Regions from separate parts of the Homo sapiens genome. Here region 1 is linked to region 2. Evidence: read pairs that join two places in POLR2A ChIA-PET (ENCODE). Cell type or tissue: MCF 10A. All regions are shown on one strand. Each heading gives the region's core, and the rest is flanking DNA. Links, peaks and the distances in the headings are about the cores only.

Region 1 (9,863 bases), core at 6,533-9,032, 470 kb before region 2:
GAGTTCAAGACCAGCCTGGGCAAAATAGCAAGACCCGTCTCTACTTAAAAATAAAATAAAATAAAATAATTTTATGTGCCTATAGTCCCAGCTACTCAGGAGGTAGAGGGAGGAGAATTGCTTGAGCCCAGGAGTTTGAGCCTGCAGTGAGTTATGTTGGCACCATTGCACTCTACCCTGGGTAACTCTGTCTCCAAAAAAGAAAGAAAGAAATTTAAGTTCATATCTCTTGGGAAAGTAAGGATTTAACCTGGAGTGGGTCAATTTTAGCTTATTTAAACAACTGGAACCAGATATTTTTTGCTTCCTAATTCGGAATACAAAAATAATGCAGCCAAAAGAAGCATCATTATTGATCCCTGAAAAATTTACTCCAGTTTAAAAATCCTTATTAGAAGACCAGTATGCCAGTAAAACATAAAGTTATATATATATATATATATATATAGGAGCAGCTATCATATACGAGGAACATAATATTGAAATGATGCATGAGGACTGTAAATAGGATTAGGCTTCTAGCTGAGTATTCTTACCTATTTGATTTAATATCAATTTTTCTTTTATCCTTTAGGGAGAGTTCTATTTGGGAGCTTGTGGGCAATAGTAATTATCAGCAAGAGGCTGAATTGGAATAAGAGGAGGTCCCACTGTGATATGTTACAAAGTAAATCTCATGAATAATTTTTTTTTTTTTTTTTGAGAAAATCTTGCTCTGTCACCCAGGCTGGAGTACAGTGGCATAATCTCGGCTCACTGCAACCTCTGCCTCCCAGGCTTAAGCGATTTTCCTGCCTCAGCCTCCTGAGTAGTTGGGATTACAGGCACCTGCCACTGTGCCTGGCTAATTTTTGTATTTTTAATAGAGATGGGGTTTCACCATGTTAGGGTGGTCTCGAACTCCTGACCTTAAGTGATCTGCCCGCCTTGGCCTTCCAAAATGCTGGGATTACAAGCGTGAGCCATCGCGTCTGGCCAAGAATTTTTAATTGCAATAAATGATGAGACATGACAAGTTCTATGGTGGCCATAAATAAATGCATGTAGCAAGGAAAATGAGGTTACATAATGTATACATTATTATACCTTGATTTTCCTTATGTACATTGTTATTGATAGTACACAGATTTGACATGAGGTTTAATTAGTATTTATAATGTATTTAAGAATATCCTACTAAAGCATATGGTGTTTAGACACAGTATTATTAAACATAATATTTTTTACATTTATATGTCACTTTTCATTTGAGGCTTTCAATTCAATAATTAATTGTTTCCTTAATGTATGATTTCCACTTCATTTCAGGGGAAATTGAGGAACAGGCAAATTTTCACATGACAGAATATAATAAAGTTTCCCTTTACAATACCCCAATCATTTTGCAACATTTTTTAAATGAAAAATTTTAAACATACAGAAACGTTTAAAGAATCTAACATTTGCATATGTACTCTTTCATTATGGGTAACACATTTAATTGTATTTTGTTCAGGGCTAGAGCACTGGAGGTTATACTTATTAAATCAATCGGACTGGCCGGATGCGGTGGCTCATGCCTGTAATACCAACACTTTGGGAGACTGAGGTGGGTGGAACACTTGAGCCCAGGAGCTCAAGACTAGCCTGAGCAACATGGCAAAACCCTGTCTCTACAAAAAATACAAAAGTTAGCCAGGCATAGTGACACAGGCCTGTAGTCCCAGCTACTTGGGGGGCTGAGGTGGGAGGATCGCTTCAGCCTGGGAGGTTGAGGCTACAGTGATCCACGACCATGCCACTGCCCTCCAGCCTGGGTGACAGAGCGAGACCCTGTCTCAAACAAAACAAAACAAAACAAAACAATCGGACAGATACATGTTTTATAACCCAGTCTTGGTGAATATAAAAATGTTCTATTTGCTACCTTAGGAATTTAGTATGATTTAGTATGCTTGATAGTATCTTTCTCTAGCTTTGAAAAAAAAAATCATGGGACAGGTACAGTGGCTCAGGGCTGTAATACCAACACTTTGGGAGGCTGAGGCAGGAGGATCGCTTGTGTCTAAGAGTTCCAGACCAGCCTGGGCAACATGGTGAGACCTTGTCTCTACAAAAAAATAAAAAAATAGTGGGTGTGGTGGTGGGCACCTGTAGTCCTAGCTACTGGGGAGACTGAGGTGGGAGGATCGCTTGAGCCCAGGAGGTTGAGTCTGCAGTGAGCCGTGATTGCGCCATTGCACTCAGCCTGGGTGACAGAGTGAGACTCTGTCTCAAAAGAAAAGAAATAAAAATCATGGAAGACATCTATTCTGTCTTGTAAAAATTTAAGGTATATGAAAAGAGTAGAGGAGGAGGAGGAGGGAGAAGGAAGAGAAATTATTTATTGGGATCCAATATGTGCCAAAGATAGTATTAGGCATCCTTGCATGTATTATTTCATTTGATCCACATGACTACCCTGTGAGATGTTATTCCCATTTTACACATAAGAAAACTGGCTAAGAGAAGTCAAGTAATTTGTCTGCGGCTGTGAATTCAATTTAAATTCACAGCTTAAACTCTTTTCACTACATCTGAATGCATCATTTTCAAGATCTTTTCTGGGCCTGGAGTAAGTTGACAGTATTTATGTAAAACATGTAATACTGTATCTGTATGTATGCTCCTCTTCCCCACGCTCATTCACATTTACCGTGATTAATACACATGTTAATAAAACCCTAGACTTAGAACTAGGATATAGAATCCAGTCGTTTAGGTACTTAATGTTTAGTTCTCTCCTCCAGAAAACAGGAATAATTACCGCCTTTTTTCCACTCCAAAGAATTGATGTGATAATTAGGGAGATAAGATTAGTTACTAGTCATAACAAGAATAAACTACAACTCCCAAAATGCCCAGAGGAAGAGGCTGACGCCAGTCCAGGAGACAGTTCCAGCTTTAGGGCAAAGGTGACCCCACTGGGTCCCGTGGCGAAAGAGAGAGCCGCCGGTCCTCGCCTTTTTTCTGATGCATCCAGGGATTTGTAGTTCCCTTACGGCCACCAAGTGCACTTAGGGCAGGCCTCTTACTACGAGTCCCGTGATGACCCGAGGCCGGGCAGCGCCTGCGTATTGAAGCCGAGGGAGCGTGCGGGCGGTACTACTGGCGGGAGGAGTAAAGATGGCGGCGCGAGGGTCTCCGCCCTCTGCTCCGGGCTGAAGCGCTCTGAGAGAGGCGGCAGCGGCAACTCGAGCCCCAACAGTAATTTAGTGTTGGTAGTTTTGGCAGCAGCTGCCGAGGCCGGAGCAATGGCGGAACTGGAGCACCTAGGAGGGAAGCGGGCAGAGTCGGCGCGAATGCGGCGGGCAGAGCAGCTTCGGCGCTGGCGGGGCTCGCTGACAGAGCAGGAGCCTGCGGAGCGACGAGGCGCGGGGCGGCAGCCGCTGACCAGGCGCGGGAGCCCCAGGGTCCGCTTCGAGGACGGTGCTGTCTTTCTGGCCGCCTGCTCTAGCGGGGACACCGACGAGGTGAGAAAGCTTCTGGCAAGAGGTGCTGATATCAACACGGTCAACGTGGACGGCTTGACAGCCCTGCACCAGGTAACTCCTTTCTTGGTCTTAGAGGCGTCCAGTCTCCTACAGATGAGCCTTTGACCCTGCGAGCCACCCCATGGGGAGTATCAGTGTTGCCGCCGACTCCTTCTGCATGGACACTGCCCTTTTGGGCTAATCGGTTTCATTCTTGGCCAGCTTCCTCCACTAATCAAGTCTTTTTCTGACCCCAGGGTCTTAGGAATAGCGTCACCCCGCTGCTTGGTCAGTGTTTGTATTTCCCTCCACCTACTTGTGTTGTCATGGTTACTGGTGATTTTTGTCCCTGGTCTTATCCCTGTAGATTAGTTATCTTCACTTATGTCTGGTTGGCGTGCCTGCACACCGCGTCACTCATAGGCACAGTGTCATTTGTTTGATGCCCTTTCAGAAAATTCAGTTGTTGTGTGTCCCCGTTATAGAATATCTTATATCACTTAAAGAGTAAAGCCCTTTACTGGGTAAAGACAAGCAGGTCTGAAACCACACCTCTTGTTTTGTTGATTTGTAGTACTTCAAAACAGTTTGTGTTGCCTCTAGGCTACAGCTCCTAGAACACGCTGGACCTCGTTGTTTTAGGTATCTTAACTTCCTTCTCAGCAGTGCTACCTCCCTGAGAGCTTCCTATGGAGAACTAAGTTACTGAATTACCTCTGTTTGATACTTATGGAATAGCTTTTCTATTTTTCTATTTTTTTTTCTAAAGTGCTCTATAGAAATCCCATGCCCCATGTATAGCTATACTATATGGATTGTGGATAATCTGTGCTTGGTAACGACACCTTTACTTCTGTCACCTAATGCAGCAATATTCTCTGTCTACTGACTGCCATGACTAACTACCCCTCTCTCCTCAAATGGAACTTCATCAGTTATTTTGGTGAGCTGAGAGCCGGACACCCACTCTTAATCTTTTGTATTTTTCTTCTTCTGCCGTCTGTGCAAAGTGAATGTATTGGCATGAGAATCTACTTCTAAATAATAACTCAACTTTATATCAGACCACTTCCCTAAATATATTTAGCCAATAGCTTAAAAAGTTACTTCTCACTATGTTTGCAACCCTTCTATTTCAGGTAGAAGAAACTCTTTCACCCTATTTTGTACCCATTTTTTTTTCCTGCTGATAATATTTCCCCACCTGAGGTAGTAACCAATATTTGTAGAGTGCTTTGCTGTTTGATTTCATATGTCTTACCCCATGTGAGTTTCAGCAGTGATCCTTTGAAGTAGGTGTGGCAGGTAGTGTTGTTATTCTCATTTTACAGATGAGGAAACTGAAGCTCAGGAAAATTATTTGTGCAAAGTTAGAAAGTAAAGAAGTGGCCCATAGGCATGGATTTTTCAGACTTATGTCACAGAGATCTCTATCTCACTTAATAAGGAGCTGAATGTAAAATGAGATAAAAGCTAAGAGAACCACATTAAATTCTAAACTTTAAATTTCTGAACTCTTTGGGAAGGTGAATTCTTGTTTTTCTTTTTCTTTTTCTTTTTTTTTTTTTGATTCAGAGTCTCGCTCTGTTGCCCAGGCTGGAGTGCAATGGCGAGATCTTGGCTCACTGCAACCTCTGCCTCTTGGTTTCAAGCGATTCTCCTGCCTCAGCCTCCCGAGTAGCTGGGATTACAGGCGCCTGCCACCACGCCTAGATAATATTTGTATTTTTAGTAGAGATGGGCTTTCACCATGATGACCAGGCTGGTCTCAAACTCCTGACCTCAGGAGATCCACCCTCCTTGGCCTCCCAAACTGCTGGGATTATAGGCATGAGCCGCTGTGCCTGGCCTAGTAATCTATTGAAATAAGAGAAGAAGGGGATGACAGCTATGGATTTTTTTTTAACATCTATAAATGCAATATAAGCATTCCTTTCCATTTATAGGGCTGACAAGGAGTTGAACTGAACAAGTATACTCGATTCTAGACAAATTCAGCTAAAAATTAAGCTGCTTAAAGATTTGAGGTCTGTTGAGAAACTGTATCTTTGAATCAAGACAACGGGCCTTTATTGGCTTCAGAACATTACAAGTCAGTTTCCGAAGAGTTACAATGTGTGTCTCCATGACTTGGAGAAGTTTTTGTTGTTGTTGTTGTTGTTGTTGTTGTTTAAAAAAAAAAAAAACAGTGTCTCACTGTATCTCCCAGGCTGGAGTACAGTGGTGCAGTCTCAGCTCACTGCATGCAACCTCCGTCTCCCAAGTTCAAGCTATTCTCATGCATCAGCCTCCCAAGTAGCTGGAACTATAGGTGCCCACCACCATGCCCAGCTAATTTTTGTATTTTTAGTAGGGATGGGGTTTCGCCATGTTGGCCAGGCTGGTCTCAAACTCTTGGCCTCAAATGATCTGCCTGCCTCGGCCTCCCAAAGTGCTGGGATTACAGGCATGAGCCACCGCGCATGGCCGACCTGGAGAACTCCTAAGGTACATAAAAGACTATTTTCAAATGGGAGACTGGAGCTGTTGGTAGCTGAACCACCTACTTTACAATGGATTCACCTTCTGTGAAATGGAGAGTGAGTGGTACAATTATCTGAATTATTTATTTAAAATGTCCATTTGTTATACAAGCACGATATAAATTATCTGGATAATTGCTTCTTTTCTCTCTTTTGGCCATGGCCACTTGACCAACTGTGGATTATTGTCTTGGCATGTTAGAAGCCCCCAGATAATACTGGGGGACAATTTTTCTCCTCCTACAACGTCACAGTAGATGATTTGCACTGCAGCTTGTGGTGCCTTGATGCTTCTTTTGGACTTAGAGACCTTCTTTCTTGGCAGCCTTTGCTGAGACCACGAGGTGCTTGAGTCAAAGATAACAAGCTCCAGGGGGCCTATTAATAATACTTGAGTTAGACTGGGATAAGAAGTATCTCAAAGGTTAGACCAACTCTGATGAAAGCCTTGGAAACTGATGCAGACTAAATTTCAGTGACTAAATTAAGATTTGGTGTGTATGCATGTGTTGTCCTAGAGTCCTTAACAAGGTATTAATCTGATTATAGAACCCTTGAAAGCACTTGTTTGCTCACAAAGGAATTTCTGTTTCATTTGCGTATACACATTGTAAGGCCAGGAATATTTGTTAATAATTCTATGTGGAATAGTACTTTAAATTTTTTCTTTTATTTATTTATTAAGTTTGACTGTTAGCACCTATCTTGATATCCTTAGCATTATAATCTTAGGTACTCTAGGCCTAGATACATGATATCTACCAAATTATTGCTGTGGGAAGAGGCAAGTGCCTACTTTCAGAAAAGAGATTTTTCTAGGATTTATTAAAATGAATGCTTACTTACTTCAGCATGTATTATGTTGACTCTTAAATCTGTGCTGAGTGTGGTGAGGGATGCTGGATTTCAGTCACCATAGGTCTTGTCTCTTAGCACGGTCTGATCAGTCTTCATCTGGAGGGCTACCAAGGAGATTAGAATAATTCCATACTTGACTCAGAAATTCACACTGGCGGCCGGGGGTGGTGGCTCACGCTTGTAATCCCACCACTTTGGGAGGCTGAGGCAGGTGGATCACGAGGTCAGGAGTTCGAGACCAGCCTGGTCAACATTGCAAAATCCCGTCTCTACTAAAAATACAAAAATTAGCCTGGTGTGGTGGTGCACACCTGTAGTCCCAGTTACTCGGGGAGGCTGAGGCAGGAGAATCGCTTGAACCCAGGAGGTGGAGGTTACAGTGAGCTGAGATCACACCACTGCACTCCAGCCTGGGTAAAAGAGTGAGACTCCGTTTCAAAAAAAAAAGAAAAAAGAAATTCAGACTGTCTTTGTAATGTGCAGGGTCCAAATTTGGACCCTCAAGGTCACACCAGACTGGAATTCAGTTTGTAGTTGAATAAGCCTTTGTCATTCTAGAGTTGCCTCAGTCTGACGCTGTAGACTTAGGGAGGCTAAAATCACGTATTTCTCAGGAAGAGAGATGGAGATAGGAACAAGTGAGGGGAGGAGGATAGGCTGAGCAATTTATATTCAGACAGAGACAGAAGATGAGTAAGATGAATGTGTGTTCAGTTCAATATAAAATAGTATATTTTGTGTGCTAACTCATATGGTAAAATAAAACTTGTGCTTTTAACCTTTTCTCTTTTATTCTACATTTATTACTCATTCCTCTCCTGGTTCCACCTGCGAAGTTACTTTTGCCTTACCCTGAATATTGATGAATTCTGCTTAGTGTCAGGACCCATGGCAACATAGGATTCAGAAAAATCCTGTTTGCTCCTTTATTATTGTGCATCTAGAATAGTCATCTATCCTGAGCCATTTTAGTAGCTTACCTCTTCAAATTGCTTAATATGTTGCATCAGACTATGTTGGACCTCAAAGCCATATTGGGAAATTCAGCTTTTTGTCTGTGTGGTTTTTTTTTTTGAAAGTATAAATAAAAATGACTTTCATTTGTTCCGCAGAATTTCTTCCCTATTCTTCTTCTTTGTGTGTGTGTGTGTGTGTGTGTGTGTGTGTGTGTGTGTGTGTGACAGGGTCTTGCCCTGTTACCCAGACTGGAGTGTGGTGGTGTGACCATGGATCACTGCAGCTGCAACCTCTCAGGCTCAAGTGATCCTCCCCACCTCAGCCTCCTTAGTAACTGGGACTACAGGCACACCCCATCATACCCAGCTAATTTTTAAAATTTTTTGTAGACAAGGGGGTCTCACTATGTTGCCAGGGCTGATCTTGAACTCCTGGGCTAAAACAATCCTCCCCCCTCGGCCTCCCAAAGTGCTCGGATTACAAGTAGGAGCCACTATGCCTGGCCTCTCCCCAATTCTTCAACTCCTGCTGAATAACTGTATATCACCATTTGGGCTTTTAGAATCTTCTACTCTGTGAGTATTTTGAAATAGGCAACCTGTCAATATATATGGATTAAGCACAATTCTGCCAAAGGTAAGGAGTTGGACCAGTCTTGTTGTTAACATAAAACTAAGTAGTTTATTTTTTTCTTTTAAAATATTTTAAAACTAAGATATACTTTATATACAATAAAATTCACTCTTTGTAGTGTAGCATCGTATGAGTTTTGACAAATGCGTACAGTTGTGGAACCACCACTGTAATCAAGATGTAGAACGTTACCCTCAAGATTTTTTGTGCTCCTTGGTAGACAGCTCCTCCCACCCTCAGCCCATGACAGTCATTCATCAGTTATTTTGTCCCAATAATCACAATAGATGGAGGCTGAGGCAGGAGGATCACTTGAGCTCAGGAGTTTGAGACCAGCGTGGGCAACATAGCAAAACCTTGTCTTTACAAAAAAATAAAATTAGCCAGGCATGTTGGTGCATGTCTGTAGTTGCAGCTACTTGGGAGGCTGAGGCGGGAGGATAGCTTGAGTCCAGGAACTGGAGTTGCAGTGAGCCATGATCGTGCCACTGCATTCCAGCCTGGATGACAGAGTGACACCCTGTGTCTATAAACAAACAAGAGCCACCATGCCTGGCCTAGAGTAAAGTTTTTGATATTTGAATAATATGCCATTAATTACATGTGTCCCATTCTTTTTTTTTTTTGAGACAGAGTCTCGCTCTGTCAGCCAGGCTGGAGTGCAGTGCACGATCTCGACTCACTGCAACCTCTGCGTCCCGGGCTCAAGCAATTCTCCTGCCGTAGCCTCCTGAGTAGCTGGGATTACAGGGGGGTGACACCACGCCTGGCTAATTGTTTTTTTTGTTGTTGTTTTTTTTTTTGAGACGGAGTCTTGCTCCGTCGCCCAGGCTGGAGTGCAGTGGTGTGATCTCAGCTCACTGCAAGCTCTGCCTCCCGGGTTCACGCCATTCTCCTGCCTCAGCCTCCCGAGTAGCTGGGACCGCAGGTGCCTGCCACCATGCGCAGCTAATTTTTTTTGTATTTTTAGTAGAGACGGGGTTTTGGGCGGGTGGATCACGAGGTCAGGAGATCGAGACCATCCTAGCTAATTTTTGTATTTTTAGTAGAGACGGGGTTTCACCATGTTGGCCAGGCTGGTCTTGAACTCTTGACCTCAGGTAATCCACCCGCCTCAGCCTCCCAAAGTGCTGGGATTATAGGCGTGAGCCACCATGCCTGGCCGTGTTCCACTATATTTTTCTCTTTAGAGGTTTTCTTAGATTCTTAATTAACAACTAATATTGAATGTCTAAATGGTAGATTGTAAGTCTGTACTAGAGTATATATGTGGTATAATTTCTGCCCTCAAGGAACTAACAGTCAGGTTTGGAAACAGATAAATAAAAAAAAGATTCCTTTTAGAGTTCCAAATTCTATGATACCCTGGAAAGGATGTATTCCTAAGTGGAAGGACAAACGA
Region 2 (16,359 bases), core at 5,738-8,237:
CTGAGGCAGGAGAATGGCATGAACCCGGGAGGCAGAGCTTGCAGTGAGCGGAGATCATGCCACTGCACTCCAGCCTGGGCGACAGAGCGAGACTCTGTCTCAAAAAAAAAAAAAAAAAAAAGCAACAACAAAAAACAGCAACAAAAAAACCAAACACTAGATCAGGTGAAAGCCTGCACACCATGGGTAGGAATTTGGGTTTCATCTTATTTGCAGTGGGAAGGCACTGGGGAATTGTAGGCAGGGAGTGGGTATCACTTGATTTACAATTTGAAAAGGTCTGTCTGACTGCCATGTGGACAACAGATTGCAGAAGAATCAAGGTAGAGGTGAGAGATCAATTAGGAGGTGGTTGCAGTAGTTCAGAAGATGATTTTGAAAAGTGGTCATATTCTGGGTAAATTTTGGAGGAAAAGGTAGCAGGATTAAATAGACTGTGGAGTATTAAGGAGAAAGAAGGCTGGGTGTGGTGGCTCACACCTATAATTCCAGCACTTTGGGGGCCAAGGCAGGAGGATCACTTGAGGCCAGGAGTTCAAGACAAGCCTGTCCAACATAGCGAGACCCTGTCTCTATATAAAAATCAAGAGTAAAAGAAAAAACAAGGAGAGAGGCACCAAGTATAACTCCCTGATTTTTTTTTTTTCTCTAACTGGGTGAGTGGTGGTGCTGTATACTGGGGTAGAAAAAGCTTGGGGAGGAAATGATTTGGGAGGTAGGAGGAATCTGTAGTCTTATTTTGGTTCTGTTAAAGTTGAGATATCTTATCATCCAATGGAAGATGTTGAATAGTCAGGTAATCTGGAGCTCAGGATAGGGATCAAGATAAGAGTCAGGGCTAGAGATAAGATTTGGGAGTTACCTGATAACATACATACACACATTCATGTATATGTGTGTGTGTGTGTGTGTGTGTGTGTATCTATATTACAGCCATGGGACTCGGATAAAATCACCCAGGGAAACTGTGTAGGAAGAGAAGAGAGCCCTATGTGACTGCTACATATACAAGGTGGGAAGAGAGTGAGCCAAGAAAGGAAACTGAGAGGGACCAATCAGCGTGGCAAGAGAGATGCCAGAGCAGAAAGTCTTTTTTTTTTTTTGAGACGGAGTCTCGATCTGTCACCCAGGCTGGAGTGCAGTGGTGCAATCTCGGCTCACTGCAACTTCCACTTCCCAGGTTTAAGCGATGCTACAGTAGCTGGGACTACAGGCGCGCACCACTGCGCCCAGCTAATTTTTGTTTTTTTTTTTGAGACGAGGTTTCACCATGTTGGCCAGGCTGCTCTGAAACTCCTGACCTCGTGATCTGCCTGCCTCGGCCTCCCAAAGTGCTGGGATTACAGGTGTGAGCCGCCGCACCAGGCTGCACCCCCAGAAAGTCTTTCAAGGAGGCAGTAGCGGTCAACTGAGTCAAAGTTGCAGAAAGGTTGAGTAAGATAAGAAGGGAGAATGTGAAATGAAGCGAGGCTAATTAACAAAGACAACACTTTCAAGGGGCTTTGCTGTGTGCAGTTGTAGAAAAATGGCACAGAACTGGAAAAGAACACGAATTCAGGGAGGCATTTTGCTTTTTGCCTTCTTCCTGCTGGAAGATAATAAACCTCCTTTTCCTAGTGATGAGAATCGTCCAGTAGAAAGGGAGAAGTGGATCACGCAGAAGAGAAAGGAAGTGGATCATGCAGAAGAGAAAGAGGATAACTGCAGGGGTGAAGAACTTGGGAAGGCGAGAGGGAGTAGGAGTCCGAGCCTAAGCGTCAGTGGAACCAACAGGAGGGAAGGAGAGAATGTAGGAGATACATAAGGAAGTAGGGGACACGGTGCGGGTGGGGAGGTGAGTGCTCAGTATCTAAAAAGATACTGATGCTGGTCTTTAGGGTGAATGCGAAGTCATAGCTCCCAATGATGAAGCACAAACAGGTCACATGTAAGTCCTGCATGTGCATTCCTCTGACAATGGGGAGTAGGTGGCTAGGACACAACAGTAACATCACAGAGGGAGCTTAGCTCAAGGATAGAAAACTGGGGAGACCTTTGTTTGCTGTGCCTGGCCTCACCCTCTGTTCATTACTCCTAGAGTGACTGGTCCTTATCACCCCAGCTCCTTTTTGTTTTTCTGTCTCCTGCCTTTTCCAGAAGTCTGTTGAACTCAAAGGGCTGAATGACAGCAGTCTTCCCTCCGTGACTGGGAAACTACACGGGAGGTACCAAAGGGGAACAGAGCTATGCCTGTGGTGGTGAAACCCTTTAACTGCAATTAGAGCCTTATTCCCTGCCTAAAGCCTTTTTTTTTTTTTGAGAGAGAGAGACAGAGAGGGTCTCACTCTCCCCTAGGTTGGATGGAGTGCAGTGGCACAATCTCAGCTCACTGCAGCCTCGACCTACTAGGCTAAGGCGATCCTCCCACCTCAGCCTCCCGAGTAGCTGGGACTTCAGGCATGTGCCACTACACCTGGCTAATTTTACTTTTTGTAGAGACGGGGTCTCACTATGTTGCCCAGGCTGGTCTCCAACTCCTGGCCTCAAGTGATCCTCCTGCTTTGGCCTCCTGAAATGCTGGGATTGAAGGCCTGAGTGCCCACACACTTTCACTGGGTGATCTTTATCCAAGTCCCACCTCGCCTGGCCCAAAAGCCCCCACCCCTTTTTTTTTTCCCCTGAGGTGGAGTCTTGCTCTGTTGCCCAGGCTGGAGTACAGTAACACAATCTCGGCTCACTGCAACCTCCGCCTCCCAGGTTCAAGTGATTCTCCTGCCTCAGCCTCCTGAATAGCTGGGATTACAGGCACATGCCACCATGCCTGGCTAATTCTTGTATTTTTAGTAGAGAAGGGGTTTCGTGATGTTGGCCAGGCTGGTCTCGAACTCCTGACCTCAGGTGATCCACCTGCCTCGCCTTCCCAAAGTGCTGGGATTACAGGCGTAAGCTACCATGCCCAGCGGTGTATACACACACACACACACACACACACACACACACACGCACACATTTATGGTCTAGAGAAGAGAGGCCTATTTCTTTTACATGAAGAGGTTTGTATGTGAATCACCTATGGGACTAAAAGTCTTTCCTAAAGGAAGCCAAGTAAGAAAAGTTTAATCTGTAAAGCCTTACTACTATAAGATTTTTTTTTCCTCATCACTGTGATTACCTGGAGATATAAGTATTATTGTTATTATTTGTTTTTCTTAAACAGAGGTGGAGCTCTCCCTGTGTTGCCCAGGCTGGTCTCAGTACTACTGGGCTCAAGCAATCCTCCTGCCTCAGCCTCCCAAAGAGCTGGGATTCCAGACGTGAGCCACTGTGCCCAGCCTACTTTTATAACTCATCAAAAAGCGAAGTGGCTAAGGGAGAAAAGCATGTTAACCTCTACCAAAATACTAAACTGGAAGGCATCCCTGGAATGGGGAAGATTAGAGAACAGTATGGCCTCAGGAGCACAGAAATCACTGACTACAGCTTTTCTTTTGTGTACTGATCACACAGGGAAAGAATCAAGAAGGGGTGAGAAGGCATGTTAAAGCCTTTCCTCTGATAATCTTGAAGCAATCAGAGAAACACATCTCACTAGAGAAAAAACACTCACAGAGGAAGAGAGCAGCATACAAGCACTTCTGAGGCTGAGCCAGCCTGAATTCCAATAACCCAACATGCAGGAAAGGATTTTTTTTTTTTTACTCTAAGTTAACAGAATCATGTTCTAATCAAGGTCTGTGAATAAATTAAGGATACTCTTTATGAAAAAAAGTGAAAGACACCAATTTGGCATGGCATTTGGCAACACTTCAGGTTTAGTTGTTTTAATAGTTTGATTTGGTTTTTAAAAATGTGGGAGGCAGGGTGTGGTGGCTCACGCCGGTAATCCCAGCACTTTCAGAGGCTGATACAGGAAGATCACGTGACCCCAGGCATTCAAGATGACCCTGGGCAACACAGGGAGAGCCTATCTCTACAAAAAAAAATTTTTTTTTTTAATTAGCTGGGTGTGGTGGTGTGCGTCTGTCATCCCCGCTACTTGGGAGGCTGAGGTGGGAGGATCGTTTGAGCCCGAAAGGTCAAGGCTGCTGTGAGCCATGATCACGCCACTGCACTCCAGTCTCAGCAACAGAGCGAGGCCTTGTCTCAAAAAATAAAGTAAAAAAGCAGGGGTAAGGAAAGTACAATGGCCATCTGTTTACTCAGATAAATTGACTGTATCAGCCAGGCACGGTGGCTCACGTCTGTAAACCCAGCACTTTGGGAGGCCGAGGCGGGCGGATCATGAGGTCAGGAGATCGAGACCATCCTGGCTAACAAGGTGAAACTCCGTCTCTACTGAAAATACAAAAATTAGCCAGGCATGGTGGTGGGCACCTGTAGTCCCAGCTACTCGGGAGGCTGAGGCAGGAGAATGGCGTGAACCCGGGAGGTGGAGCTTGCAGTGAGCTGATGCTGTGCCACAGCACTCCAGCCTGGGCAACAGAGTGAGATTCCGTCTCAAAAAAAAAAAATTGACTGTATCACTAAAGCTTCAGCCAACCTTCATCATTTTGAGTAGGGGAGACTTTGGGGAAGTTGAATCTCCAAGCATATGAAGTGAATGCAACAAATATCATCACGGGACATGTGATCTTCCTTCTTTAGCAGGGAATAAGGCTCTATTGTATCAGGTTCCTAGATTAGATAAAAGGGTGTGCTTGGATGGCAGGCACAGTGGTTCATGCCTGTAATCCCAGCACTTTGGGAGGCTGAGGCGGGCAGATCACTTGAGGTCAGGAGTTCGAGACCAGCCTGGCCAACATGGTAAAACCCCGTCTCTACTAAAAATACAAAAATTAGCCAGGCGCAGTGGTGCGTGCCTGTAATCCCAGCTACTCGGGAGGCTGAGGCGGGAGAATCGCTTGAACCCAGGAGGCGGAGGTCATAGGGAACTGAGATCTTGGAAATAAGTTAACAATGAGGAAAGATAGAATATGGGGGCAGACATGGGGTGGTTAATACAAGTGGAGAAGCCTTCCAGAGGGCAGAAGGGAAGTTCTAGGCATGGACTGGAGGGAGAGAGTCCTCCAGCTGTACACGTTGACTTCTTGCTATAGGAACCGTATCCTGACGCAGACGCGATGCGGTGTTCCATCAGGAAATGCTTCATACTCTCAGTGGGCATCGTATTCCTGTGGCCCTTCATCACTTTGAAAATCCCCAAGGAAACTGAAGATGATCAAAATGTGATGACTGTCAAAGGCCAAGTAGCAAGCCTTGAGCCTTGCTCAGTTTGGGAACTGGGAATATAGGGTGGAAATGGTGTGGACAGGCAGATTCTGGAAAGCCCCTGGGCTTTCTTCCTTCCTGACCTTTTCACCTGAGAGCAGGAAGCTCCAAAGGGAATGGGGGTATGGACCTGGGCCTATTAGTCCATGAAGAAGCTGTATTTATTTTCCTTATTCGTTAAGGTAAAGAAGACAGCAAATACTGCTTGAGCCCTGGATATTTTAGCCAATGGCCAGGCATCCTGAGAATGTGCCAGGCTCACTCTAGGGAGAATGGTTCACTCCACCTCTTTCCCTAGAAAAGCTTATGGGAAGCCACTGGGGTGTAAAATTTGTTCTTTTTATGAAAGGATATATATGTTTGCCCTTGTCAATGCCCCCGGAGGCCAGTTATAACAGCCGGAAGGACCCAAGATCACTAGAAGACTGGCAGAACCTCACCTTCAAATATATGGAAAAAATCCAGAAGAGAAGAAAGAGTGAGTACCAACAAGAAGGAGGAATTCAGCATCCCAGGGGAAGTAGGGACAGCCAGAGAGATCAGGCAGATAGGAAGGAAAGCAGAAGAGGGAAGGAGAAAAACAGACTGTGCCCAGGAATATTAGAATCCGGCAGACAATGGCCAAGTGTGGTGGCTCATGCCTGTAATCCCAGCACTTTGGGAGGCCTAGGTGGGTGGATCACGAAGTCAGGAGTTCGAGACCAGCCTGGCCAAGATGGTGAAATCCCATCTCTACTAAAAATACAAAAATTAGCTGGGCACAGTGGGGGACATCTGTAATCCCAGCTACTCAGGAAGCTGAGGCAGGAGAATCGCTTGAACCTGGGAGGCGGTGGTAGCAGTAAGCCAAGATCGCACCATTGCACTCCAGCCTGGGCAACAGAGTGAGACTCCTTCTCAAAAAAAAAAAAAAAAAAGAATCTGGCAGTTAATTCTCTCCTCCTTCCCCAAGGCAAATATTTATATATCAGCAGTATGAGGAGGAAGGAGGAAAAAGATAAAGTTGGCTACTACTTTTCTTTTTTTCCCTTCTTGGCCAGTTACTAAAGTTAATTGCTATAAGAAGGTGGAATCACTAGATTAGAGAACATTTGGATCAGAAGGGGTCTTAGAGTCGCATAGTCCAACTCCCCCAGTTTATGGATCAGGAACTAAACTCAGGGCTGAAGGGACTTGCTCAAGATCACACAATCAGTGGCAGAACTGGGACAAAAACTCCAGGCTCCTGACTTCCAGGGGAAGTCCTTTTCCTAATATACCTCCTTCAAAGGGCAGCTTTGGGAAGACGACAACAATTGACAACAATATAATAATATAATTGACAACAATTATAACTATTATAATAGCTAACATTTATTGAGCCCCTAAACCATACGCCACAAAGTTCTAGGCTCAAAGAAGACTGAGCAGAACCCACAGACACTCAGCATCACCTAGCTTAGTACTTCTCAAACTTTACTGTGCATACAAGTTACCTGGTGATACTGTGAAAATGCAGCTTCTGATTAAATCTGAGATAGGGATCGAGATCCTGTATTTGAAATGAGCTTACAGAGCAGCCTGATGTTGCTGGACTAAGGACCACACTTCGAGCAGCAAGGATGTAAACATCCCCTCCACCAAGGGAAAAACAGGTGGGAAATAAGAGGGAGGAAGGAAGAGTGAAGGTCCCACATAGGATCCCAACCCCTAACCCTTCTGACAACCGTCACTATTACTGTGCACTGACAGTTGTCCCTATTTTTACCTCTCCTCAGCATGGCTGACAGTGGGGAATCTCATCAGTGCAGCAAGGGGATGGAAGCAGCCTCTTGTACACATTGGTCTCCCTGTTCCGTGTTTCTTCTAAGGCTGAGCAGAAACGTCTCACGGTGCTGGTCCACCTGGCAGATTCTGACCTCACCTGGCTCAGAGAAACTCTTGCCCATATTTCAAGCCTCTTCAGCCCACAGATCTTGAAAGGGCAGTTGCTACTGATCCATGCTTCATCCGATGCCTACCCCACTGTGGAGAGCATCAGGGATGAGGCCTTTCATGGCGAATTCTACTCCAAGCAGAACGTAGATCATGCCTTCCTCATGAGCTTTGCCACAAAGTTCTCTGATTACTTCCTGTTAATAGAGGACAATGTCTTTTTTGCCCCCAACTTTGTCACCCACATTCATTCAAGGGTGACCACCATGAAGTCCAACTCGTGGGTGCTAATGGAGTTCTCCAATATGGGCTTCCTTGGCAAACTCTTCCACAGCAGGGACCTCCCACTCCTGGCCCATTTCCTCCTTCTCTTCTACAAGGAGAAACCCCTTGACAGCCTGATTTCTCATTTCCATACGCTCCTGGTCCAGGAAAGCCCAATCCTCTGCAGACCTTTCCTATTCTACTGCAGGGTCTCCTACACTGCCTTTGATCACAAGCAGAAGGCCACAGCACTTCAGAAAAAGAATGCCGATGGTCCCAACAACCCGCCTGGAGCTGTCTTCACTGATATGCAGGTTTCCGATGTGCATTTCCCCTGGGAGGCCTACACTCTGGATGAGTCATTCTTTTGGACACACAACATTAGTATAGGAAACCACCTGACAGTGATTCTGAACCATCCAGCAAACCTGAGCAGGGTGCAAGTGATGACGGGCTCCATTGTGGAATGGGAGGTACGCCCTGGAGAAGGGGCAGGTGGAGCTGGGCTACCAACCTGAGGGGGTGCCGCAGCACTGCACCAGCTTCGCCTTGCTGGGACATCTTTCGGAGGGGCAGATGGATCAGAAGATACTTCTGAAAGGTATGGGGTACCACGTGAGCTGTGTGAGGCTGGTGGTGAAAGCTGGTCAGGCTGGGGGGCTCATGATCAGGCATATCTACCTCTGGGAGAAAAATGACAAATAGCAAGTGGATCAATGCTGAAGATAAATCAGTAGGGGGATGAAAAATTAAAATCTTAAAGCCACTTCATTCTAGTCTATATGAGTGACATAGGGGAGACACAATGGAATGAAGGGCAGACAGAGAAGACTATCAGTCTGTTGGTGCCGCCAAGATGTCAGGAGACTTGTTGCTTCCTTTCTATCCAAACAACTCTCATAGGATATCTTTTGCTGTGGCATATATAGCTTATCCGAATTTGGGGAGAGTTTTGGTCACTCCCAAAATATTTAGATACCTGGGATGCTGAGATCAGCCCAAATCAAGGTGTCCCTGTGTATACATGCGTGTGCATGTATGCACTTCTATGTTCACACGGAGGCAGAGGTGGGGATGAGGTATGTGGTCACAGGAGGGCAGGCAGGAAAATCACGGCTGAATCCCTAGAATTGACATCATAAAAAGCCATGAAAGGGACTCTCATTAGAAGTTAAAATCTCCGAAGTGCAGGAAAGTAGCAGATGGACAAATAGCAATAAAACGAATCCCTTAGCTCTATTATTGAAGCTGTTTCACAGTGCCAATCTAGTTCCCTCCTTTCCTCCCCAACAAACTTGGGCACAAATAGGTTTTAACTAGGCTGGGTATGGTGGCTCATGCCAGTAATTGCAGCCTCCCTTAGGAGGCTGAGGTGGGAGGATCTCTTGAGGCCAGCAGTTCAAGACCAACCTAGGCAACACGGCAAGACCCTGTCTCCACAAAAAATTAAAAAGTTAGCCAGGTTGTGGTGGCATGTGCCTGTGGTCCTAGCTACTCAGGAGGCTGAGGCAGGAGGATCACTTGAGCCCAGGAGGTTGAGGCTGCAGTGAGCCATGATTATGCCATTACACTCCAGCCTGGGCAACAGCGTAAGACCCTGTCTCCAAAAAAAAAAAAAAAAAGTTTGTAACTAAAGCTTCACTCATCAGCAATTCATTCCTTAACTCTGGTTTCTGTGTCCACACTGGCCTCTGCATCCACAATGCTACTGAAACTCTTCCCTATTTGTCATGACGAGAATAGTCAAAACCCAGTGACTTTTTCAGATCTCATTCTCCCTAACTTTCTGCAGCAATACACAGTTCTAATTATGTCTTCCTTCTCAAAATTGTCCTCTTCCTTTACTTCTGGGACTCATCAGATATTTATTGAGTGCCTACTACATGCCAGGCACAAAAAAAGCTCCTATCTGTGAAGAGGGTTTTTATGGGAGTAAGATATACACAGGTGTGTTAAGCATCACATTGAGGTTAAGTACAGGGTCCTTGGGAGCACAGAATTGCTGTTCCCAAAACATTCTTGAGGATTTAGGAAAGGCTTTCTGGAAGATGTAACATCTAAGCCTAGACCTGCCAGATCATTAGAGAAAATAGCCAAGTGATATGGGAAGAGAGGCAGGGAGACTTTCCAGTAGAAGAAGCAGCATGCGGTGAAGTGGGCCAAAGGTGAGACAGAGTAAATCATTTAGTGAATCTGGAGATGGAGGGCAAGCCTGGGTGAGGGTAACGCAGAAGATGAAGCCACAGGACTAAGAAAGGGCCAGCTTAAGAAGGTCAAAGGAGGTCAGGCGCAGTAGCTCATGCCTGTAATCCCAGCACTTGGGAGGCCGAGGTGGGTGGATTGCTTGAGTCCAGGAGTTCAAGACCAGCCTGGACAACATAGTGAAAACCTGTCTCTACAAAAAAAAAAAAAAAAAATAGCCAGGCTTGATGTCATGTACCTGTAATCCCCACTACTCAGGAGGCTGAGGCGGGAGAATCGCTTAAGCATGGGAGGTGGAGGTCTGCAGAGCCCAATCCTCTGCAGACATTTCCTCTTCTACCGCAGGGTCTCCTACACCACCTTTGATCACAAGCAGAAGGCCACATCTTGCTGTGAGCCAAGATTGCGCCACTGTACTCTAGCCTGGGTGATAGAGTGAGACCCTGTCTAAAAAAATAAATAAGTAAAAAGAAGGGCCATAGATAATCAAGTGGCAGAAAGAATTGTCTTTTCAACAAATGGTGTTGGAACAACTGAATATCTACCTGCAAAAGAATGAAGTTGGGCTAGGCCTGGTGGCTCACACCTGTAATCCCAGCACTTTGGGATGCCAAGGTGGAAGGATTGCCTGAGCCCAGGAGTTCGAGACCAGCCTGGGCAACATGACAAGACCTAGTCTCCGAAAAAAAAAAAAAGAGGCCGGGCGTGGTGGCTCCCGCCTGTAATCCCAGCACCTTGGGAGGCTGAGGCAGGCGGATCACCTGAGGTCAGGAGTTCTAGACCAGCCTCAACATGGAGAAACCCCGTCTCTACTAAAAATACAAAATTAGCCAGGCGTGGTGGTGCATACTTGGGAGGCTGAGGCAGGAGAATAGCTTGAACCTGGGAGGCAGAGGTTGTGGTGAGCCAAGATCACGCCATTGCACTCCAGCCTGGGCAAAAAGAGCGAAACTCCGTCTCAAAAAAAAAAAAAAAAAAGAAAAAGAAAAATTAAATTAAAAAAAAAAGAATGAATTTGGACCCCTAACTCACATCATATAAAAAATAAGGCTGGACATGGTGGCTCACGCCTGTAATCCCAACACTCTGGGAGGCTGAGGCAGGTGGATCACCTGAGGTCAGGAGTTCAAGACCAGCCTGGCCAACATGGTAAAACTCTGTCTCTACCAAAAATACAAAAAATAGCCAGGTATGGTGGCATGTGCCTGTAATCCTAGCTACTCAGGAGGCTGGGGTAGGAGGATCCCTTGAACCCAGAAGGTGGAGGTTGAAGTGCACCGAGATCAGGCCACTGCACTCCAGCCTGGGAGACAGAGCAAGACTCCATCCCCCTCAAAATAATTAACATAAAAAAGCATTATAGACCTAAATGTAAGAACTAAAACTATAAAATTCTTAGATGAAAACAAAAATATCAATCGTGATCTTGGATTAGGCAAGTTTCTTAGATATGACACCAGAACACAAGCACTCAAAGAATAGATAAATCAGACTTCAACAAATTAAAATTTTTTGTGTGCTTCAAAGCAACTATTAAAGTGAAAAGACAACAAACAGCATGGAAAAAAAATTTGCAAATCATGTATCTGATAAGAGACTGGTATCCAGAATATAGAAAGAATTATTTATTTATTTATTTATTTATTTATTTATTTATTTATTTATTTGTTTTTGAGATGGAGTCTCGCTCTGTTGCCAGGCTGGAGTGCAGTAGCGCGATCTCTGCTCACTGCAACCTCTGCCTCCCAGTTTCAAGCGATTCTCCTACCTCAGCTTCCCGAGTAGCTGGGACTACAGGCGCGCAACACCACGCTCGGCTAATTTTTGTATTTTTAGTAGAAACAGGGTTTCACCATGTTGGCCAGGATGGTCTCAATCTCTTGACCTCGTGATCCGCCCACCTCGGCCTCCCAAAGTGCTGGGATTACAGGTGTGAGCCACCGCGTCCAGCCACAGAAAGAATTCTTACAACTCAATGATAAAAAGACAAATAACCCACTGTAAAAATGGGCTAACGGATTTCTCCAAAGACAACATACCAGTGGCCAATAAGCACATGAAAAGATTTCATCATCAGTCATTAGGGAAATGCAAATCAAAACCACAAATGAAATACCACTTCACACCCACCAGGATGGCTATTTTTTTTTTTTTTTTTTTTTGAGACAGAGTCTTGCTCTGTCACCCAGGCTGGAGTGCAATGGCATGATCTTGGCTCACTACAACCTCTGCCTTCTGGGTTCAAGCAATTCTCCTGCCTCAGCTGCCTGAGTAGCTGGGAATATAGGCACTCGCCACCACGCCCAGCTAATTTTTTGTATTTTTAGTAGAGATGGGGTTTCACTATGTTGGCCAGGCTGATCTCAAACTCCTGACCTCATGATCCACCTGCCTTGGTCTCCCAAAGTGCTGGGGGTCCAAATTCATTCTTTTTTTTTTTAATTTAATTTTTCTTTCCCTTTTTTTTTTTTTTTTTTTGAGACGGAGTTTCGCTCTTGTTGCCCAGGCTGGAGTGCAATGGCGCGATCTCGGCTCACCACAACCTCTGCCTCCTAGGTTCAAGCTATTCTCCTGCCTCAGCCTCCCAAGTATGCACCACCATGCCTGGCTAATTTTGTATTTTCAGTAGAGATGGGGTTTCTCCATGTTGAGGCTGGTCTAGAACTCCTGACCTCGGGTGATCCGCCCACCTCGGCCTCCCAAAGTGCTGGGATTACAGGCGTGAACCACCGCGCCTGGCCTCCTTTTTTTTTTTTTTTTGGAGACTAGGTCTTGTCATGTTGCCCAGGCTGGTCTCGAATTCCTGGGCTCAGGCAATCCTTCCACCTTGGCATCCCAAAGTGCTGGGATTACAGGTGTGAGCCACCATGCCTGGGTGGCTATAATTTTTTTTTAAAGGAAAATAAATGTTGTCTAGGATGTGGAGAAATTAGAACCCTCATACATGCTGCTGGGGTTGTAAAATGGTGCAACCACTTTGGAAAAGCATTTAGCAGTTCTTCAAAATATTAGAATTGCCATATTATCAAGCAATTCCACTCCCAGGTACATACTCAAGAGAATGAAAACATATATTCACACAAAGGCTTATACATGAATGTTCATACCATCATTATTATAAACAAAGCATGGTAACAATGAACATGTCCACCAACTGATGGATGGGTAAGGAAAATGTAGTACCTTCATACAGTGAAATATTATTCAGCAATAAAAAAGAATGAAGCACAGATACATACACATATGAACCTTAAAAACATTCTGCTACATGAAATAAGCGAGTCACAAAAGGCTACATATTGTATGATTCATTGATATGAAGTATCCAGAATACACAAATCCATAGAAACAGGAAGTAGATTGGTGGCCAGGGGCTGGGGAAAGGGGAATGGGAAATGACTGCTAACAGGTGTGGGGTTTCTTTTTGGAATGATGATAATGTTCTGAAATTGACTGTGGTGATTGTTGCACTACTCTGTTAATATGCTAAAAACCATTAAATTTGAACTTGGAAAAGAATGAATTTTGTGGTATGTGAATTATATCTCAAAAAAAGTTATTTAAAAAACAAACCAGCCAGGAACAGTGCCTCACACTTGTAGTCTCAGCAACTCAGGAGGCTGAAGTGGGAGGATCACTCGAGCCCAGGAGTTCCAGGCTGCAGTGAGCTAAAATCACGCCACTATACTCCAGCCTGGGCAACAGAGTGAGACTCTGTCTCAAAAACAAAAACAAAAGGCTGTAGAAGCAAATGAAAGGGTTTAGGCTATCTTGATGGTAATAGGGAATCATCAAACAGTTTTCGGAAGGACAACAAAATGATCCGAGTTGTGCTTTGGAAAGATCACTATGGGCATCATGTGAGGACTAGATGAAAAGAGGTCATGATGAGGAAAACAATTAAAGAAGAAAATATGGGCCAGGCACGGTGGCTCACGCCTGTAATTCCAACACTTTGGGAGGCCAAGGCGGGCAGATAGCTTGAGCTCATGAGTTCAAGACCAGCTTGACCAACATAGTGAAACCCTGTCTCTACAAAAAAAATACAAAAATTGGCTGGGTGAGGTGGTACATGCCTGTAGTCCCAGCTACTTGGGAGGTTGAGGTGGGAGGATGGCTTCACTCCAGGAGGCAGAGGTTGCAGTGAGCTGAGATCCCACCACTGCACTCCAGCCTGGGCGATAGAGCCAGACCATACCTAAAAAAAAAAAAAAGGAAGAAGAAAATATGTATAAGGTGTCGATTTCAGTGCCTGGCATATAATAGATATTTGATAAATGGCACTTCCCTTTTCTTTCTCCATGGACTGAGATCATATCAGGGCACTCTGCCTTAGACAGTGACTGAGGCCTCATTCTCATGTCTACAGGGGCTGCAAGACAACATAGCTGGGTAAAGTAGGCCTGGTGTAAGAATCCAGTAGCAGCCAGGCATGGTGGCTCATGCCTCTAATCCCAGCACTTTGGGAGGCCAAGGCAGGCGGATCACCTGAGGTCAGGAATTTGAGACCAACCTGACCAACACAGAGAAACCCCGTCTCTACTAAAAGTACAAAATTAGTCAGGCATGGTGGTGCATGCCTGTAATCCCAGCTACTTGGGAGGCTGAGGCAGGAAAATCTCTTGAACCCGGGAGGCGGAGGTTGCAGTGAGCCGAGATCACACCTTTGCACTCCACCCTGGGCAACGAGAGTGAAATTCTGTCTCAAAAAAAAAAAAAGGAATCCAGTAGCAAAAGTGTCATTATAACTGACAGCTGAGGCTCAGCCTCCATGTCTGGGGGATGGTGGAGAGTGGTAGGCTCATGGCAAACTCAGGTCTGCATGCCGTCTCTGAAGCTCAGCGTTACTGGACAGGTGCCCTGGGGGAAGGTGGGTCCAGCATTGCAGATCTGGTCATTTGTCAAGAGAAGTTGGAAATTTCAATTTTTATGTTAGACCTCTCAATTTTCTGAATGCTGGCAACTAATTCAGAATGTTATCAACAGATGGTTTTAACACAATGGCCAGGTGCAGTGGCTCACACCTTTAAATCCCAGTGCTTTGGGAGGCTGAGGTGGGAGGATTGCTTGAGCCCGGAGTTCAAGACTAGCCTGGGTAACAGAGTGAGACCCCCCACCTCTACAAAACAAAAACAAAAACAAAACAGAATCATCATCAACAACAAAACAACAAAAAAACACTACGAGCCACTGTTTTGCTCTGTTCCGGGGAGGCTTTCTCGAGTTAACAGTTTTGCCTCAGGTTACCAAGTACTTGATTGGGTTACAACTTCCTGGAAATCATTTTTAGCTTCAGAAGCACTGGTCCCCTAAACGGATTCCTGGGACATACCCCTATCTCTGTCAGTAACACTAAGCCCCTTTGAGCGTGTATTACTCTGCAGATGGCCGAATCGATCTGTTGTTGATTCTATTAACTCCACTTTCAGAGGTTGGCATTTTCCTCGTACTGACCCACCCACCCTATTTGAGGCTTAACATTGTTTAGGACGAGCCAGCAGATGATTTACAATGAGTGTTATTATTCAAAAGAAAGTCCTATATTTGCTACAGACTGGGTGTGGTATCAAAGGTTGGAGGGGCCTGGAGTTTAGGGTGGAGTTCGGGCCAGGTCCTGGCCAAGCCCTCACATGCGGGCAATGTGAGTTCAAGTCATACACAACCAAGTGGGCATGCCATGTCCCCCAGATAGGCCTCCTTTTTGTGTGCTGGGTCGTGGGTTTCACCTTGAAGAAGGTGAATGGTGAGCATAGACAATGAGGGAAGTTATTATGGGGTTGGCAGGGGAAATGCAGTTAGGAAAGAAAGGAACATAGGTCACCACATAGTCCCAGGGGCTCTGGTGATAAGTTCTGAGAATGCCACCCTTCCTGGGCCCTCTTCTCCTTAAAGGTAACGCCAGGAAGGGAGGGGGTTTATTGCCTGACTGAGCCTTACTGGCCTCCCATCCCCCAAACCTTCTTCTCTGGGACATTCTTTTTTCCCTAAAGTGGAGGCCTTGCCTTCTGTTGAAGTGAGGGTTAGGGCAGGGGAAGACAAGAAAGTCAGCTTGATAAAACTTGCTGGCCAGGCATGGTGGCTCATGCCTGTAATCCCAGCACTTTGGGAGGCCGAGGTGGGTGGATCATCTGAGGTCAGGAGTTTGAGACCAGCCTGGCCAACATGGCGAAACCCCATCTCTACTAAAAATACCAAATAAATTAGCTGGGCATGGTGGTGGGCAACTGTAATCCCAGCTACTCGGGAGGCTGAGGCAGGAGAATCACTTGAACCCAGGAGGCGGAGGTTGCAGTGAGCTGAGATCACGCCATTACACACCAGCATGGGTGACAGGAGCAAAACTCTCTCTCAAAAAAAGCAAAAACAAAAACAAAAAAAAAACAAAAATAAAACACAACATGCCTTAATTTTCCTTGGGGGAAGTGAACTCTACAAGGAGATCAGCCTTGGTTACCAGAAAGCAAGATGCTTCTCTGAGCATAAATGCTGCTGTTGTCCTCCTCCAACTCCTTGCTTGGATTTTTTGGGACAGGTGAGATGCGGAGGTTAAGGGGCCTTGGGCTTGGGTCTGATTTCTGGTTCACTCTAGGCCCTGGTCTCTTCATAAACACTTTCCTCCAAATCTTCATTCCATGCCCTGCCAACCTCATTCTGGCCTCTCACAAGCTGGACACCGTCTTACAAAAAGCTCAAGGAATTAAGATTCTGTTTTTGGGAAAGAGGAAAGGTGAC

The links. ChIA-PET counts read pairs that join two places held together with the same protein. Peaks named below come from ENCODE experiments on the same cell type or tissue, not always from the same donor. Only the 100,000 strongest peaks of a DNase experiment are listed, where the experiment ranks them.
Region 1: POLR2A ChIA-PET joins it to region 2 with 5 read pairs; 4 of 35 experiments call an interaction of 5 or more read pairs at or near these places.

The regions. Positions count from the first base shown.
Region 1 is chr1:202,345,580-202,355,442 of GRCh38, forward strand. It overlaps PPP1R12B (protein phosphatase 1 regulatory subunit 12B), which reads left to right and starts at 3,120. Exons shown (of 24, transcript NM_002481.4): 1 at 3,120-3,563. The coding sequence starts at 3,273. RefSeq lists enhancers at 2,867-3,407, 3,079-3,388. In MCF 10A, for the core only: no CTCF peak of the experiment used is centred there; a DNase peak (open chromatin) is centred at 7,892.
Region 2 is chr1:202,818,182-202,834,540 of GRCh38, forward strand. It overlaps LOC124904583, which reads right to left and starts at 7,754. Exons shown (of 3, transcript XM_047439549.1): 1 at 7,644-7,754; 2 at 7,248-7,358. The coding sequence starts at 7,754. It also overlaps the pseudogene MGAT4EP. In MCF 10A, for the core only: no CTCF peak of the experiment used is centred there; no DNase peak of the experiment used is centred there.